2 separate regions of the Homo sapiens genome follow, and region 1 is linked to region 2. Evidence: chromatin loops called from intact Hi-C (ENCODE). Cell type or tissue: endothelial cell of umbilical vein. All regions are shown on one strand.

The links. Peaks named below come from ENCODE experiments on the same cell type or tissue, not always from the same donor. Only the 100,000 strongest peaks of a DNase experiment are listed, where the experiment ranks them.
Region 1: a loop joins it to region 2, with 2.7 times the contacts of the local background. A loop is called at or near these places in 2 of 110 quality-filtered maps.

What each region holds. Positions count from the first base shown.
Region 1 is chr16:81,682,517-81,690,516 of GRCh38, forward strand. All of the region lies in intron 10 of CMIP (c-Maf inducing protein), which reads left to right. Among named protein-coding and RNA genes, the nearest start is that of MIR6504, 75 kb to the left of the region's middle. RefSeq lists enhancers at 446-1,241, 3,228-3,967, 3,968-4,705. In endothelial cell of umbilical vein, no CTCF peak of the experiment used is centred here; a DNase peak (open chromatin) is centred at 4,105; H3K27ac peaks cover 4,215 bases.
Region 2 is chr16:81,489,603-81,497,602 of GRCh38, forward strand. All of the region lies in intron 1 of CMIP (c-Maf inducing protein), which reads left to right. Among named protein-coding and RNA genes, the nearest start is that of MIR7854, 40 kb to the right of the region's middle. RefSeq lists enhancers at 321-390, 3,842-4,575, 7,578-8,000. In endothelial cell of umbilical vein, CTCF peaks have their summits at 5,913 and 6,125; DNase peaks (open chromatin) are centred at 3,049, 4,289, 4,719, 6,299 and 2 weaker places; H3K27ac peaks cover 4,743 bases.

The sequences.
Region 1 (8,000 bases), 190 kb after region 2:
ATCACGCCATTGCGTTCCATCCTGGGCAACAAGAGCGAGACTCCCATCTCCAAAAAAAAAAAAAAGATGACTTTATGTGGAATTGAAGGGTCTTAAAGAGGACGTTGCCAGGCGGGGCTCAGGAAGGCACGCTTAGAGCGAACCACATCCATCGGAGAGGGCAGTGCAGGTCGCAGGGTGCACAGGTCAGTGTTTCCCGCTCCACTGCCAGGGAGCAGGGGTAGTGGGGCGCAGGCCCTGATCAGTTGCTGCGTGTTCCCATAGGAAGGCCCCTGCATCATTAGAATTTGACACTTTTGAAAAGTAACCTAAGTTGCAAAAATTTCCTGGAGGTCCTTGAAAAGGAAAACTATTCCAAATGCGGGTCGAGGTTGATGGTGAAAAAAATCACCGCATGAGGCGCAGGAGGGGTGAGGTGATGAAAAGAACGTGGATTCGGGAGGCGAAGAAGAGCTTTGGGATTTGTAGTCATTTGGAGTCCAGCTCTTTTCCTGCTGGGCACCTATGTATGATTCACACCTTCATTTATCCACCTGTTGATTCATTCTTTCATCCAGCTTTTGTTGTATACCTACGCCAGGCCAGACTCTATGCCAAATGCCATACTGGTCCCTGTACTCAGTCCCTCTGAACCTGAGTATTGCCAAGTGCTAAGAGCAGTGACATCAAGCGCTCAGTGCGGCTGCTGTAAAGCTCAGATGGGGAGAGTGTGGAAGCCGTGGCCCACTGGGGCCACAGGGGTAGGACGCGCTTCTGATTGGCTCCCGTCGACCGCTTGGGACTCTTTGCAAACATTAGATTTTAAGAGGCCTTGGTGGGCTGCAGCTCAGCTGGAAGAGGCCCCTCCCTCGGGGAACTTCAGGGAAATGCAGATGAATTTGGGGTTGTCCTAATGACTGGGAGGCAGGGCCAGGGGACATCCTGTATTACCTGCAGTAGTTCCGCTCACTGCAACCTCTGCCCCCCAGGTTCAAGCCATTCTCCTGCCTCAGCCTCCCCAGTAGCTAGGATTACAGGCGCCTGCCACCAAGTCTGGCTAATTTTTGTATTTTTAGTAGAGACGGGTTTTTGCCATGTTGGCCAGGCTGGTCTCGAACTCCTGACCTCAAGTGATCTGCCCACCTCAGCCTCCCAAAGATTACAGGCATGAGCCACTGTGCCCAGCCTGTTTTGTAATTTTTAAAAAGTCTTTGATTCTTCTAGGTAGTTCTTTCTTATATGTGTTTATTTTTTCTTTTTCTTTTTTTTTTTTTTTTTTTTTTTGCGATGGAGTCACGCTCTCTCACCCAGGCTGCAGTGCAGTGACGCGATCTCAGCTCACTGCAACCTCTGCCTCGCGGGTTCAAGCCATTCTCCTGCCTCAGCCTCCCCAGTAGCTGGGATACAGGCATCTACCGCCTAGCCCGGCTAATTTTTGTATTTTTAGTAGAGATGGGGTTTCGCCATGTTGACCAGGCTGGTCTCGAACTCTTGACCTCAAGTGATCTGCCCACCTCAGCCTCCCAAAGTGCTAGGATTACAGGCGTGAGCCACCACGCCCAGCCTGTTTGGAAACTTTAAACTGCTCATTCCTGGAGCACATGATAACTCTAGAAACTCAAAGGTCCCTGGAGCATTTAAGGCCAGCAGATGTGCTGTGGGGCCTGGGAAGGTCCCTGATGGGATGACCGCACAGGTGGAGAGAAAGGGAATTTTCCTGAGGTCCTCCGGCCTCGCGGGTAACAGCCACTGTTTCTCAGCCTGGGTTCAAATCCCCGAGCTAGCTGGTTTGCCTTTCAAGGGAGCAGATGTTTCTGGATGTTGCATAGCAGGAGCAAAGTGGTCTGAATGTGCCCCCACAGGGGCCTTCTCATGCCCCGTGCCTTCCCAAGCATCAGGCCACCGTGAGGCCGCCACGTTCTGCCCGTGACTTGCAGGAGATTCTGTGAGTCAGGGAAAGCAGCGAGGCTGGCAGGAAGCGTCCTGTCCACAGGGCAGCACAGGGCTCTGGTTGAGGTGGCATCTTCTGAACTGGGTTAAAATCCCAGCTGAGCTGCGTGAGGTGGGAGACCCGGGCTTTGCACTCACAAAGCCTTGTTCAGTCCCAACATGTCCCCCATTAGCTCTGTGACCTTTGACAAGTGTCTGAACCTCTCTGGACCTCCGTTTCTCATCTGTGAAATGGGGGTTCTAAGGCCCTCTTCATGGGAGGGTTAAATGTGCAGGTGCCTAATGCCTGAGGCATGTTGGGGTCAGCAGGATGCATCAGGCACCTGCCTGCTTGTCCGTCCCCTCCGTCCAAGCTGGGAAGGGCCCAGCCTTCTTTTCTCCTTCCTAGGTGGGCAGTCAGGTCGCTCACACCCTGCCTGGTGCCTGTCCTCCCACCCCAGGCCAGCCTTGGCCAAATGGGAGACTGCCCCAGTGGCCAGAGGCATCCCATCCTAGGATAACAGGCCCGCCCAGAGCCAGGGCAGTCCCGAGGCGGGGACTCTGCTGGCCACTGGGTCCTGTGCCGAGGCCCGTCACAGAGAGGCCCATGCACAAGAGGGTTCCTCATTCCCTTCTTCGTGGGCCTGCCAGTCTGGGGACACCCAGCCTCACCTCCCCCACAACCTCTGTCCAGCGCCCCCCATTCATCCACCAACCTGGTCCGACTGGGGTCACAGACTTCCAAGCTGGTCTGGGCCGAGGCAAGGAAGTCCACTTGCCCTCTCCCTCCTTCCCATGCACCCCTCTCGGTCTTGTGGGAGCTGCCAGGAAGCGGAGCCCCAGGCTGGGAGACCGAGAGGAGGAGGCTTCTGTCCAGACCCCGCCTCAGACAGGCCACAGTCTCCCACTGGACTGAGCACCTGGGAGTACAGGCCACGCTCACGGTTCACAGAACAGGCTCAGGAGTAACAAGTGACCATGGGCCTGCTGCTGGGGCTCATAGTCCCCCGTGGGGACCCTGATTCCTCTGATTGTGGGTGATTTCAAATCTCCTTAGAGTTCTGCATTTCATGACATTTCTGCATGGAATATGCTTTATTTTTAAAGTAAAAAAAAACCTAAGTGCTCCCCTCCCTTTCATTTTTTGAGATACTCTGTCACCGAGGCTGGAGTATAGTGCCGCAGTTACAGGTCACTGCAGCCTCGAACTGCCAGGCTCAAAGAATCCTCCCACCTCAGACTCCCAAGTAGCTGGGACTACAGGTGCACACCACCTGCCTGGCTTACTTTTTTTTTTTTTTTTTAACTTTTTTTTTCTTTTTAGAGATGGGATCTCTTTATGTTGCCCAAGCCAGTCTCGAACTCCTGGCCTCAAGCAATCCTCCCGCCTCAGCCTCCCAAAGTGCTGGGATTACAGGCGTGAGCCACCATGTGCCCACCAGTGTCCTTGTGATATAGGGAGATCGTCTTCCTTCTCAGGTGTGAGCCGGGCCACCCTCCTTGTGAGACATGGTTATTGAGAGGGTGGAGCACAGACACTGGGGCCAGGCTCACAGGTTCAGATCCCAGCTCTCACCAGCTGTGTGGCCTGGGGCCAGGGCAGCCCATCACTGTGTCTCCATTTTCCTGCCTATAAAATGGGGGTGCCAAGAGCACCCGCCCAGCCAAGTTGCTGGGAGAGTTGCATGGGCTGACGCATGGGAGCCCTTGGAGAGCACCTGGCACGCAGCAGGCGCTGCAGACGAGGTTTGCTGTCAACTGCATTTCCATTTTCTGGAAACCATGAGTCAGGGACAGGTGGGAGGAAAGGAGGAAGGTGATTCTTCTGGAGGGAAGACAAGCTAGCTGCAAAAACAGATGACCCCTCAGAAGGGAGCATGTGAATACGGGGGCATAAAGGGGTCTCCATGTCCTGACATGCACACGACAGGCCTCAGGCTCCTGCAGCTCTGAGAACCCCAGGCTGCACCTGGGCCTTCCGCACTCAAGCACTGCAGTCCAGAGGACCTGCTGTCAGTCCTCATCTGCCTCCCAGGCGTGGAGTTCAGCTTCCTCACCGGCACCCTCTGCCCTCACATACCGCTCTGGAGATTAAGTGAGCAAGTCGGGTAGGCAGTGAGTAAGCGGTCGCTGGCATCACTGTCAGGACTTATCTCAGGCAACAGGCTTTCCTGGTCATTCTTTTCTCCGCGTCTGGCATCGGAGCCTTTCCTCAGAAGCTTCCAGGGTATGATTGGGGTTCTGAAGGCTGCCACTCTATCGTGGGCTTATTTGGAGGAAGGTGGGGCAGGAAAAGCCCTCACTCAGGGGTTATCTAAACCGCCTGTTGTCGATGGGAGTGAACATTTGTACTTGGTGAAAAAAACATCTCCTCCCGTTTCTATGTAAGGCACAGTTAGACACACAGCACGCAAACCGATACACAGTGTATCTGTGGTGAGTCGTATGTGGGTAGGGGTCCCGGGACCACCCCTCTGCCCAGCCCGGGTCTGAGCACCCCCTGGCCTCTCCCGTGGGTGGTGCCCAGGTGTCAGCGGGGCATCTCTCTGCAGCGCCTCCCCAACACAGACCACTGGACAAGGGTTCAGATCCCACCTCCTGCCCCAGTGCAAGCCAGGATCGAAGTCAGCATCCCACTCGATCTTGGCACCTGGTGGCACTTGCTAGTCCCCCAGATGGAGACTCAACATCCCTTCTGCTCTGAAGCCGGTCACAGGCCCCAGGCTCTGTCATTGGCCCGGTCCCAGTGTGCACTGGGCCTTGTGTTCAGCAGTCCCCTCCCAAGCACCAGCCATCCACCCAGCCCGGGGCCCAGCATGGGGGATGCAGAGATGAGACCTGGGCCCCTCCTGGGGTGGTCCGAGGCAAGATGGTCAGAAGCTGGGGAACACCAGGGACAGCTCTGTGATTCGGATGGGGACTGCTCCAGTGGCCACCCCTCACTTTATGTGTCACGGTTTTAAGCTCTGGGCCCTCAGAGGTGCCCAGGCCTGGCTTAGGCGAGAACTGACTACCTCTGGGTTTGTTTTTCCGCGGAGTCCCTATAGCCAGAGAGATCCGGAACCCAGGTGGGGGAACTGGTTATAAACACAGTGCAGGTGCTGGGGCCGAGAGGACGGGTCATGGTCTTTGAAGCACCTGAGGTCAGATCTCAGCCACTTGCTGGTGACTTGTGGGAAATCACAAACAGCTCTGAGCCTCATTTTCCTCGTCTGTAAAATGGGGGTTGTCATGACTGCAGTCTCTGGGGGCCGTGTGTGAGTGCTCTGCTGTGTGATACAAGCCCATCTGTACTCAGACTGAGACGCCGGCGAGTTCTCTGGACGCTCCCAGCTTTTGGGGGCAAGAGTTGGCCAAAAAACTCCCTCTTTATGAAGCTGTGCTGGTAGGTGGTCGGGAAGCAGCCTGTTGGGCCTCAGGAAACTCCCGAAGCTATTGCTTCCCTGCTGTGGCCTGGCTGTATCACAGCCCTGTGGTCACGGTCAGTGAATTGCCATACTGCTCCTTGTCCGTAATTTGGACTCAGCACACAGGGTCCTCTGGGTAGATCCCATGAGCGAACACAAGCAGTGCCCTTACTTCAAGCCCCGGTGCGCAGGCAGCGCAGAGCGAATTGCATCTGCGTTATCAGCAGTGCTAATACTGTTCGGTTGTGGGACAGTGGTCTTCCCAGGGTCGGATGGGGGTGACACCCTGGTGCCTGGCTTCACCACACACCATGGTGTGATAGAGCCTGAAATACCTGGTTCTGAGTCCAGCTTTACCCCTTCCTAGGCTGTGTAGATGACTCGGAGTGGGTAACTGACCTCTCCCGCTGTCTCTGCACACAGGAAGGAGGCTCTTTCATGAAAGGGTTAAGTGAAGTCAGGTGAACAGCACGGTGCTTCCCGCAGCTGCTCTCACTGAGGTTTAGCCCTCCTTCCTTACCCAGGCAGGCGTTGGCTTTTGCTAAGATCACAGCCGTGGCCTTTCAGGGCTGGTGAGAGCCAAGGCTCTGCTGTCACAGAAGCCTGGATTTGACTCCTCATATGCCACAGCTGTGTGACCTTAAACCTCTGAGCCTCCAGTTCGTCATCTGTTAAGTGGGGTTAGTCACACTGACTTTATTGTGCTCTTGTAAAGAGTAAATGAACTAAGGTATAGCCCTTAGCATCCTGCAGTGTGTGTGGAAAGTCTCCGTGACATCGGAGCTGCTGTTGTTATTGTCATTGTTATTACCGTCATTAGCATCAACTCTGTTTTTTTTTAATATACTTTAAGTTCTAGGGTACATGTGCACAATGTGCAGGTTTGTTACATATGTATACATGTACCATGTTGATGTGCTGCACCCATTAACTCATCATTTACATTAGATATATCTCCTAATGCTATCCCTCCCTCCTCCCCCAACCCCACAACAGGCCCCGGTGTGTGATGTTCCCCACCCCGTGGCCAAGTGTTCTCATTTTTCAGTTCCCACCTATGAGTGAGAACATGCGGTGTTCGTTTTCTGTCCTTGCGATAGTTTGCTCAGAATGATGGTTTCCAGCTTCATCCATGTCCCTACAGAGGACATGAACTCATCCTTTTTTATGGCTGCATAGTATTCCATGGTGTATATGTGCCACATCTTCTTAATCCAGTCTGTCATTGATGGACATTTTGGTTGGTTCCAAGTCTTTGCTATTGTGAATAGTGCTGCAATCAATATACATGTGCATGTGTCTTTATAGCAGCGTGATTTATAATCCTTTGGGTATATACCCAGTAATGGGATGGCTGGGTCAAATGGTATTTCTAGTTCTAGATCCTCAAGGCATCTCCACACTGTCTTCCACAATGGTTGAACTAGTTTACAGTCCCACCAACAGTGTAAAAGTGTTCCTATTTCTCCACATCCTCTCCAGCACCTGTTGTTTCCTGACTTTTTAATGATCGCCATTCTAACTGGTGTGAGATGGTATCTCATTGTGGTTTTCATTTGCATTTCTCTGATGGCCAGTGATGATGAGCATTTTTTCATGTGTCTGTTGGCTGCATAAATGTCTTCTTTTGAGAAGTGTCTGTTCATATCCTTCGCCCACTTTTTGATGGGGTTGATTTTTTCTTGTAAATTTGTTTAAGTTCTTTGTAGATTCTGGATATTAGCCCTTTGTCAGATGGGTAGATTGTAAAAATTTTCTCCCATTCTGTAGGTTTCCTTTTCACTCTGATGGTGGTTTCTTTTGCTGTGCAGAAGCTCTTTAGTTTAATTAGATCCCATTTGTCAATTTTGGCTTTTGTTGCCATTGCTTTTGGTATTTTAGTCATGAAGTCCTTGCCCATGTTTATGTCCTGAAAGGTATTGCCTAGGTTTTCTTCTAGGGCTATTATGGTTTTAGGTCTAACATTTAAGTCTTTAATCCATCTTGAATTAATTTTTGCATAAGGTGTAAGGAAGGGATCCAGTTTCAGCTTTCTACATATGGCTAGCCAGTTTTCCCAGCACCATTTATCAAATAGGGAATCCTTTCCCCATTTCTTGTTTTTATCAGGTTTGTCAAAGATCAGGTGGTTGTAGATGTGTGGTATTATTTCTGAGGGCCCTGTTCTGTTCCATTGGTCTGTATCTCTGTTTTGGTACCAGTACCATGCTGTTTTGGTTACTGTAGCCTTGTAGTAGAGTTTGAAGTCAGGTAGCGTGATGCCTCTAGCTTTGTTCTTTTGGCTTAGGATTGTCTTGGCAATGTGGGCTCTTTTTTGGTTCCATATGAACTTTAAAGTAGTTTTTTCCAATTCTGTGAAGAAAGTCATTGGTAGGTTGATGGGGATGGCATTGAATCTATAAATTACCTTGGGCAGTATGGCCATTTTCACGATATTGATTCTTCCTATCCATGAGCATGGAATGTTCTTCCATTTCTTTGTGTCCTCTTTTATTTCATTGAGCAGTGGTTTGTAGTTCTCCTTGAAGAGGTCCTTCACTTCCCTTGTAAGTTGGATTCCTGGGTATTTAGCATCAACTCTTAGAAAAGAAGAAAAGCTGTTGTCTGAAAGCAAAAATAGAAGTATCCACCAAGGCCAGGCATGGTGCCTCACACCTGTAATCCTAGCACTTTGAGTTATTTATT
Region 2 (8,000 bases):
AGACCCACGAGGCCACCATTCTCCCAGGACCCAGCTGTGGGATGGCCTTGGCTCCTGCTTCTGGTTTTATGGAGCCCCCCTCCCTTCTCTGTGAAACGGCACTGCCCAGGCTCGTTCAGGGAGGGGGAGAGAGCTGATGTGCGATGTGTGCGTAGTGCCCAGCGAAGGGCCCTTCACGCTGGGAGCTTTTGGCAAATGCCAACTCTGGCAGGAGGAGGCACAGGGGAAGGAGAGTCTCGGGAACTTCCCCAGCTCTCCAGTGCTAGGAATTTGACCTTTTCTAGGGGTTCAGAATCCAGTGATGTCCTGAAATCTGCAGTTTCTGCTGCAGAAAGACAGTTTTTTATGTGTTTCCGGCCACCGGGATTCTTGATATCTTCTCAGTACCAGCCTTTGGACTGGTGCTCTTTGGGTCCCTGGGGAGTGAGAGGGGAAGTGAGAGAGGGCAAGAGACCTGTGGACACGCCTGCACGCCTGTGCCAGAGGCCTGTAGTGTCCCAAGGAGCCTGACATCCCTCAGGGGCTGTAAGAGGTTAGGTGTAGCTAAAGGTTCCTGTTCCTCTCTGACAGAGTCATCACTACCAGTTAGTAGTTAATTCATTGGTTTTCTGTGCTCCTACTGTGTGCAAGGAATATAGCATCACAGTGAATGATGTTTCTGTTCTCGTGGTCAGGAGAGCCCAGTGCAGAGGCCTGATGCTATTGTAACAAACCAGCATACAAATGCTTAGCATGGATCGGGCGTGGTGGCTCATGCCTGTAATCCCAGCACTTTGAGAGGCCAAGTTGGGCAAATTGCTTGAGCTCAGGAGTTCGAGACCAGCCTGGCCAACATGGTGAAAGCCTGTCTCCACTAAAAATACAAAAATTAGCTGAGTGTGGCGGTGTGTGCCTGGAATCCCAGCTACTCGGGCGGCTGAGGCAGGAGAATTGCTTGAACCCGAGAGGTGGAGGTTGCAGTGAGCCGGGATTACGCCATCGCACTCTAGCCTGGGCGACAGAGGGAGACTGTCTCAAAAACGAAAAACCAAATGCCTAGCATGGCGGGGGAATAAGGGCCCTGAAGAAGACAAGACCCACACAGGGCAAAGGGAGCAGGTGTTTGTGGCGTGGCCAGTCCTCTACCAGGCTAACACTTGATGTGAAACTTTAAGGAGGGTGAAGGAGGGAGCCACCCTGGGGTGTCTGGGTAGAACATTCCAGACAAGGAGAGCAAATGCACAGGCCCCAAGGAGGACACGGAGGCATAGGGAGCACTTGAGATGGGGCAGGCATCGAACTGGGTGCAGAATACACACTTTCTCCTTTTATCTAGTGATCCTAAGAGTTTCCCCTGTGTAATGCCAGTTTTTCTCCTGGCTGTGTGGAGGCTCCAAGGGGTCCAGCCTGCACACAGTGGAGGGGTCGAGATTTGAACTGGTGACTGCTTGACTGCATAGCCTTGGCTCTCGTTGGGCTGCGCGGGCTGAGCTGAGAGACTGGGGTAGGGGTTTTGTGGTGGGTTCCTGTTCCTGACCCATGTGGGGTCTGGCCATTACCCTTGCAGGCATTATCCTCGTGAGGGCTCAGGAACGGTGTCACCCATCACAGGGCGACAGCTCCAGAGATGTCTAGGGGGCTGGAGTGCCGGTGTCTGGGGTTGGCCTTACAAGAGCCTGGTGAGGACAGGGCTGGGCCAGCCCTTGCCTTTTGAGTCCCGTCTCTGTCACCGCATGGCTGTGTGAGACTCTGGGCAAGTCACACCCTTTCTGAGTCCTCGTTTTCTTGGTAAAAACGGGGTTAGTAAAACTCCCTGCCCTGCTTCCTTACAGAGCTTTTGTGAGGCTCAGGGAAGATTATGTGTGGGAAAGCCCTCTGTGGGCTCCAAAGCCCTGGACACGAGAATTCTGATTTTCCTTTATTTAATTGCAAAAACAGTATCAGTGGAACATGGAAGATAATTTAAAAGAAGACGAAAAAAACCTCTTCATACAATTCACCCAAGTATGGAAATCCTACCCTACCCAAGTATACACCAGCTGAATGGGTTTGGATGTATTTTCAGATAAATTCCTCACTTGGCGAACTCTTGCCGCTTGACGTCCCCAACTCCACAATCACGTGGATCTGGATCATTTGGCACCCTTCCCTGTCTGAACTCGGGAGCTGGATGGATTTGGCTACTGAGGATTGCTTGTATCGATTTTCCACTTATTCCTCTTGGTCTTGGCCCATCTGTACACATACTTTTATGTCATTACAGGCACAGTGAACATGCTGGTTTCTTTCCATTTTCTCCTCTACCGTCATCAGCGGAGATGACGTTTTACCTAGTCTTCGCCGTGATGGAAGCTTTTTAGTGGCCACGTGGTCATCTTTTGTGTCACACCATTTTTCATGAAACCATCTCCCTTTGGTTAGATACTAAGGCCGTTTCCTGCTTTTCTTCCTCAATAGAGTGTGCCACAGTGAATATCTGCGTGCCTGTAGCGTTTTTATCCTTTCCTTTTGATGATGAAAGATCATTTGGAAAAATTCCCAGGAGGGAGATTAGTCGGCCACAGGGGTATGAACATTTTGATGGCTTTGGATATCGATGAGGCTCTCTTGCTTTCCCGCAGAGTGGAGCCCATCTGTAATGCCATCCACAGGGTGCAAGCGTCCTTATTTTAACACTGCCATGTCCTCTCCGGGTGTCATTGTTTTTCATTTTTTTCTTAAATTAACTTCACGTGTTGAAAATGGTGCAGTGTTCAGTGTTATTAGTCAACAGCTGGCTTTGAGACACATGCCTGAGTGCCTTCAGCTCCTGGCTGAGTCCTCTGTCCCTCTGTCCGTGGCCACTCAGCCATGAGCACTTCTGTTAGCGATGAAGATGAAAAAGTGTCCCTTCTGCCCAGGCTCTCCCTTCCTCCTCTGGCTGCAGAGCAGGGAGGGGTTTCAGTGGCATCGCGGTGGCCGGGAGCGAGTGTGCTGGCCGGCTGGGCCTTGCTAGCAGGGCCGGGCCTTGCTGGCCAGGCCAGGCTATGCAGGCCCTCGAGAGGGCCTGGGGACAAAGGCGCCTTGGGAGGAGGAGGCAAAACAGGGGAGGGAAGGGAGGGCCCTGGAGAAAAAGGGGGGAAGAGAAACAAAGACAAAGGCTGGCAAAAATAGACCACGGAAACGGCAGGCAGCCGGGATAAGGAGGACAAGAGGCAGGATGTGGAAGAGGAGGGGAGGCGGAAGTTGTCGTGGGGGGTCGGGGAGAAATGGGGAGTAAAGGGAGAGTGGGTTACGGGGAGCTGTGTGGGGTGGGGGTACGTGGGAGAGAGAGACCCAGAAAGACAGACACACAGAGAGAAGGGAGCGGCCGAAGAGGAGGGCCCGTGAGCGAGAAGATGCAGATGCCCCTTTAGTAGGAGGGCATTGCTCCCTGCGCCCCTGGAAGGGACTCTGGGCTGGAAAGGACCAGAATGCAGGGAGGAGCCGCTGGCGGGGGTCACTGGAAGCTTGATTCGGGGGAAGCTGTAGGTTGGAGCTGGGAGACCCGAGTTCCTGCCCCTCCAGGGTCTTGTACGTCCTCACAGAGGACCTAGGGCCTTGATCCTGGTCCCGGCACACAGACACTTCAGGGGTGATGGAGCCACCACACCGAATTCTCCTCTAGGGCCCTCCCCCAGCATCAGAGTGCAGTCTGAGGGCAGCAGTGGGAGCTGGACTGGGGCCATCTGTGCAAGGGGTTATTGTGCCCAGGTGCACAGGCCGGAGCTCTGGGGTCACTCACCCTCCGCGTTACCTGTCGTTACCTGTCGTTACCTGTCGTTACCTGTTGTCTGGACCATAAAATGCAGATGGGAATGTCGCCCACTTCCTCAAGTCTTTGTGAGGATTAAACGAAGTACGAAATATAAAGCACTTGGAGTGGGGCACATAGTGTGTACCGTGTGACTCAAGGGGCTGTCCTCTTTATGGTGACGATGACAAGGGCATCAGGACAGCAGCCAGCATGGCGCAAGCCACCCGGGCCCAGCCTTGTTGAATCTTCCGGCAGTGTGGCGAGTTAGGTCTGCTCGTTCCCACTCTCCGCATGGGAAAACTGAGCTTCACAGTTAATATAAACACCAACAGTAATAACAATGGCAGCAACAAACTGCCGAATATGAGGGCCTAACATACACGAAGCAACACGCACGTCGCAGAACCCACAGCTGAGGAGACCAGAGCTCAAAGGGGCGAGTCACCTGCTGGCTCACACAGCAGCCGGGACCGGGATTGCAGGTGACCCACGTGGCTTCAGGGCCCAGGCCTGCCCTGTGACTCACGCGGCCTGTCACCCGCCGTTTCATGTTTCAGGCCTCGCCTGTACACTGGTGCTTCTCAGGAAGTCTTAGGGAAGATGACTTATTTATTAGCCGTTTTTTTAAAATCTCTTAATTAAAAAAACAACCAGTGTGAGTATGTGGAAATGTGATTCACCATGTGATCGGGGAGGTCAGAGCCAGAGTCCCTGGCTCAAAGGTAACACCCCTGTCCACCTGGATGAAGAATGTTCCAGAAGCTTCCCTCCAGGCACGGTCCTTGCCTGCTGAGCAGTCACCGGGGGAATCGGGGGCAGTTACCGGGGCCTCAGACTGTGGGAGCTGCCTCTTCCTGGGTCTCCAGCCGTGATTTCAGACTCGTCTTTCATCCTTCCCCTCTCGGTTGCCAGCCCAGTGCTGGAGGGACGCAGGGCAGAGCCCAGCCAGCTGCAGGTGTTTCCAGGCATGTGCTGGGAATGGAGCAGATGCGGGGCTGAAGCTTTCCCCAGAACTGGCCTTTATTGACGCAGAGGGTGGGAAAGAAGGCACGTGGCTGTGCTGGGAGAGGGTGGGTCTCCCTATAGCCTGGACCTGGGAAGGGCCTTCTCTAGAGCTCTCCAGGGACGGCCAGACAGCTCCCCTTCCACCTTGGGGTGTAAGCGGAACAGGACACACTCCCCTCAGGAAGCACGGTATCAAAGAGGGTCAGGAGGAGCCCCAGCCGGCTCCCGTTCTGAGGAGGCACCTGTGGGCATGGGGGACCCCCGGGGCCGCCCCCCGATGCCTCCGCTGATGCTTAAGGTCACACAGCAGGACATGGTAGCTGGGTTCAAACTCAGGTCAGGCCAACTGCAAAGCCTGTGCTCTTTCGACTCCTGGATGGACACTGCCCAGGTGCCCCTGGGTAACTGATACCCTTGTCCCCAAACAACTCTGAATCTCTTTTCATCATGAATATTATTAATAACAATAAATACTAATAACTGCCATTTATCAAGAGCCCCTACTTGCCAGGTGCTTTCTCATTCAGCCTGCCAAGGAAGCCCGTGAGTTGGGCACCAGTATCGCACTTTACAGATGAAGTCATTGAGGTACAGAGCAGCTATGTAACTAGCCATGGATCATAGAGCTAGTGTCGGAGATGGCACCCACACACAATTCTGATGACAAAACCTTACACTTGGGGACTGTAAGGCTTTGGGCACATTAGGTGACCTCTCTGAGCTTCAGTTTTGTCTTCTGTAAAATGGACCTCATATGCTGTCCGTGGCATAGGTTTGCATATGTGAATTAATGACTGTGGAGTACCTGGCACTCAGTGTTAGCTCTCACCATCATCATCATCATTACTGTAGCATAGGGTTTCTCAGTGAAACAGACACTGATGGTCAGAGTGGACCTCTCAGCCTGGGGGAAGCAGAGGATGAACCCTCTGGGGCGGGGCCCTGGGCAGGCTGGTTCAGTGATAAGCAGGAGCCAGGCGACCCACAGGCTTCTTGGATGGGCTGGGCGTGCATGGCATAACCGTTTGAGAACAACAAACCAAGCCGGCCGGGCTGCCGCTCTGTTTCCTGCGAGGAGGGAAGTTACAGATCTCCGCCCTGGCGTCCGGGGAAGGATGGGACAGGCTGCTGAGGTACAGTCCCATGTGGGGAACGACTCTGTCCAGCTTGATGTCTGTGCCTAAAACCTCGCCTGCTGCTGCTGGCCACAGGCCAGTGAAATTCACAGACCCACTTCTCAGAGGGTGGGCAGGTGTGTCTGCTAATCTGAGAGACCCCAGGCCCCTTCTCTTTTTATGTTTGTGGGAGGAATGGCTGAGACCCCAAAGCTGTGGGCTGCTGCTCTTTGGAGGACTTGAGACATTGTGAGAGCTGTCACCTCCTCCTGGAAGCCCCTGCCTGCTGTGGTCAGCCATGGCCACTCACTCTCCTGGGGCATCTGCTGGCCTCCCTTAGTGACTTGGCTGTTGGCTGTCATTTTCTTTCCACCTCATTCCCCCAACTAGACAGGAAGCTGTCAGTCCTCAGCCTCCTTATCTGTAAAATGCAGTTTGCGAGATAATCCCCAGCTCCCCCAGCTCCCCCAGCTCCGAGACTTGCAGGAGCAGAGAAAGAGGCCATGAAGCTGGCAGGGGCGCAAAGGAAGCAGGGCGTTGTTCCAGGGAAGGGAGAGCAAGTGAGCCAGGGACCGAGGGTGGGGCTTTGAAGATGCTGTGAATCCAGGGTAGCAAGTGTAGTGGTGCCTTTGTTTTTTCATCTGTAGAATGGGGATAATGGGACTGGTCTCCAAGGGTGGATATGAGTGCTGGGTGAGTTAACACACATCACATGTGTAAACAGGGCCTGGACCATAGTAGGTGCTATGGTTACTATTAAAATTGCTACATTTAGTTAATTAAAATAAATATTAAATCAATATTTGTCGTGCCTGTTGTGTGCTCAGAATACAGCAGTGAACAAAACAGACCCCCTTCATGGGGGCGATCCTACTTGGGGGCGATGGATGGGAAACAAGGAAGTAAGTGAAACCTATTTAGAATTTGTACGATGGAGGGGAGTTAATTGCTTCTCAACCCTGACAAGTGAAAAGAAAAGTGAGAAGGACTTTGAAGGACAAAGACCAATTAAAATTTCAGCCTTTCAGCAAGGATCAAATCAGATTTATGGTTGTTTCATCCAGTGATAAAACCCTTTGAATGGATGACGATGTCTCAAAGTAGCAAAGTGGGGTGCGGGAGAGCTCAGTTTTAAATTTGGTGAGCTTTTGTGCACGTGCTTCCAGGGATTTGGTATCACAGCTGTCTCCTCCAACAGCAAGAAGAGAAGGTTCATAAAGGCACACCATCCCAGTAGAGGCGGGGGTCAGCCCCCTGCGGACCCTGGACCCCTGGGAACACAGTTTGAAACCTGGTGCTCCATCTCTTGGGCTTCTTCCCAATTAAAATGAGCAGAGTCTTACATTCTGTGAAACTGAATGGGAGCCAAGGGGTCAAAGGACAAGTTCAAGAGGGAGAAGCCAGTGCCGCTTGGCGGGCAGTGCCCGGGACACCCACCCACAGCCTGGCAGCTGGGCCATTTGCTTACTGCTGGCTGGCTGGGGGGTTCAACAGTTGGAAGAGGCCATAAAAGTGGATTGCACAGATGCCCTGATGCTGGGCCTCGTAAGGGGTGTCCGGGCTGTGGGGATGTCTAGGCGGAGAGGGAGGTGTAGACCCTGGGCCTCCCAGGCACAGTGATGGGGCAGCTGGAGCTGGTGGTGCCCATGCAACAGTCCACCCTCCTCCAACCCCTGCCTGACAGCCTTGCATAGCCCGGGGGACTCAGTAGCTTGGGGCTCCCCTCTGCTCAGGCAGACCTAGGGCTCTGATGGCTCCCATTTATGAGAACAGCTGTCACTTGGAAGGACCTGCTACCTGTCCTCCGAGATGTGTTTTTCATACCTTGTATTGGTCCTCTCCACCAATAACCCCTCATGGATGAGTGATTGTTACTGTGTAGGAAGAACTTGGGGCTCAGTGAGGTTGAGCCACTTTTCCAAGAGGCCACTTAGAGCTGGAGCTCATAATAAGTAGGGGTCTCTAGGAACTGTTTCTAAACAACCCCCGAACCCAGCTGGTGGCTCCCAGAAGGGTCTCTGGAAGCAAGGCGACTGTCTCATTGTTTCATTAGTTTGAGCCCTACGGGGCCTTAGGACACAGCCAGCTTGGAGAAGTCACTCTAATAACCCATCTTGCCGGTGATG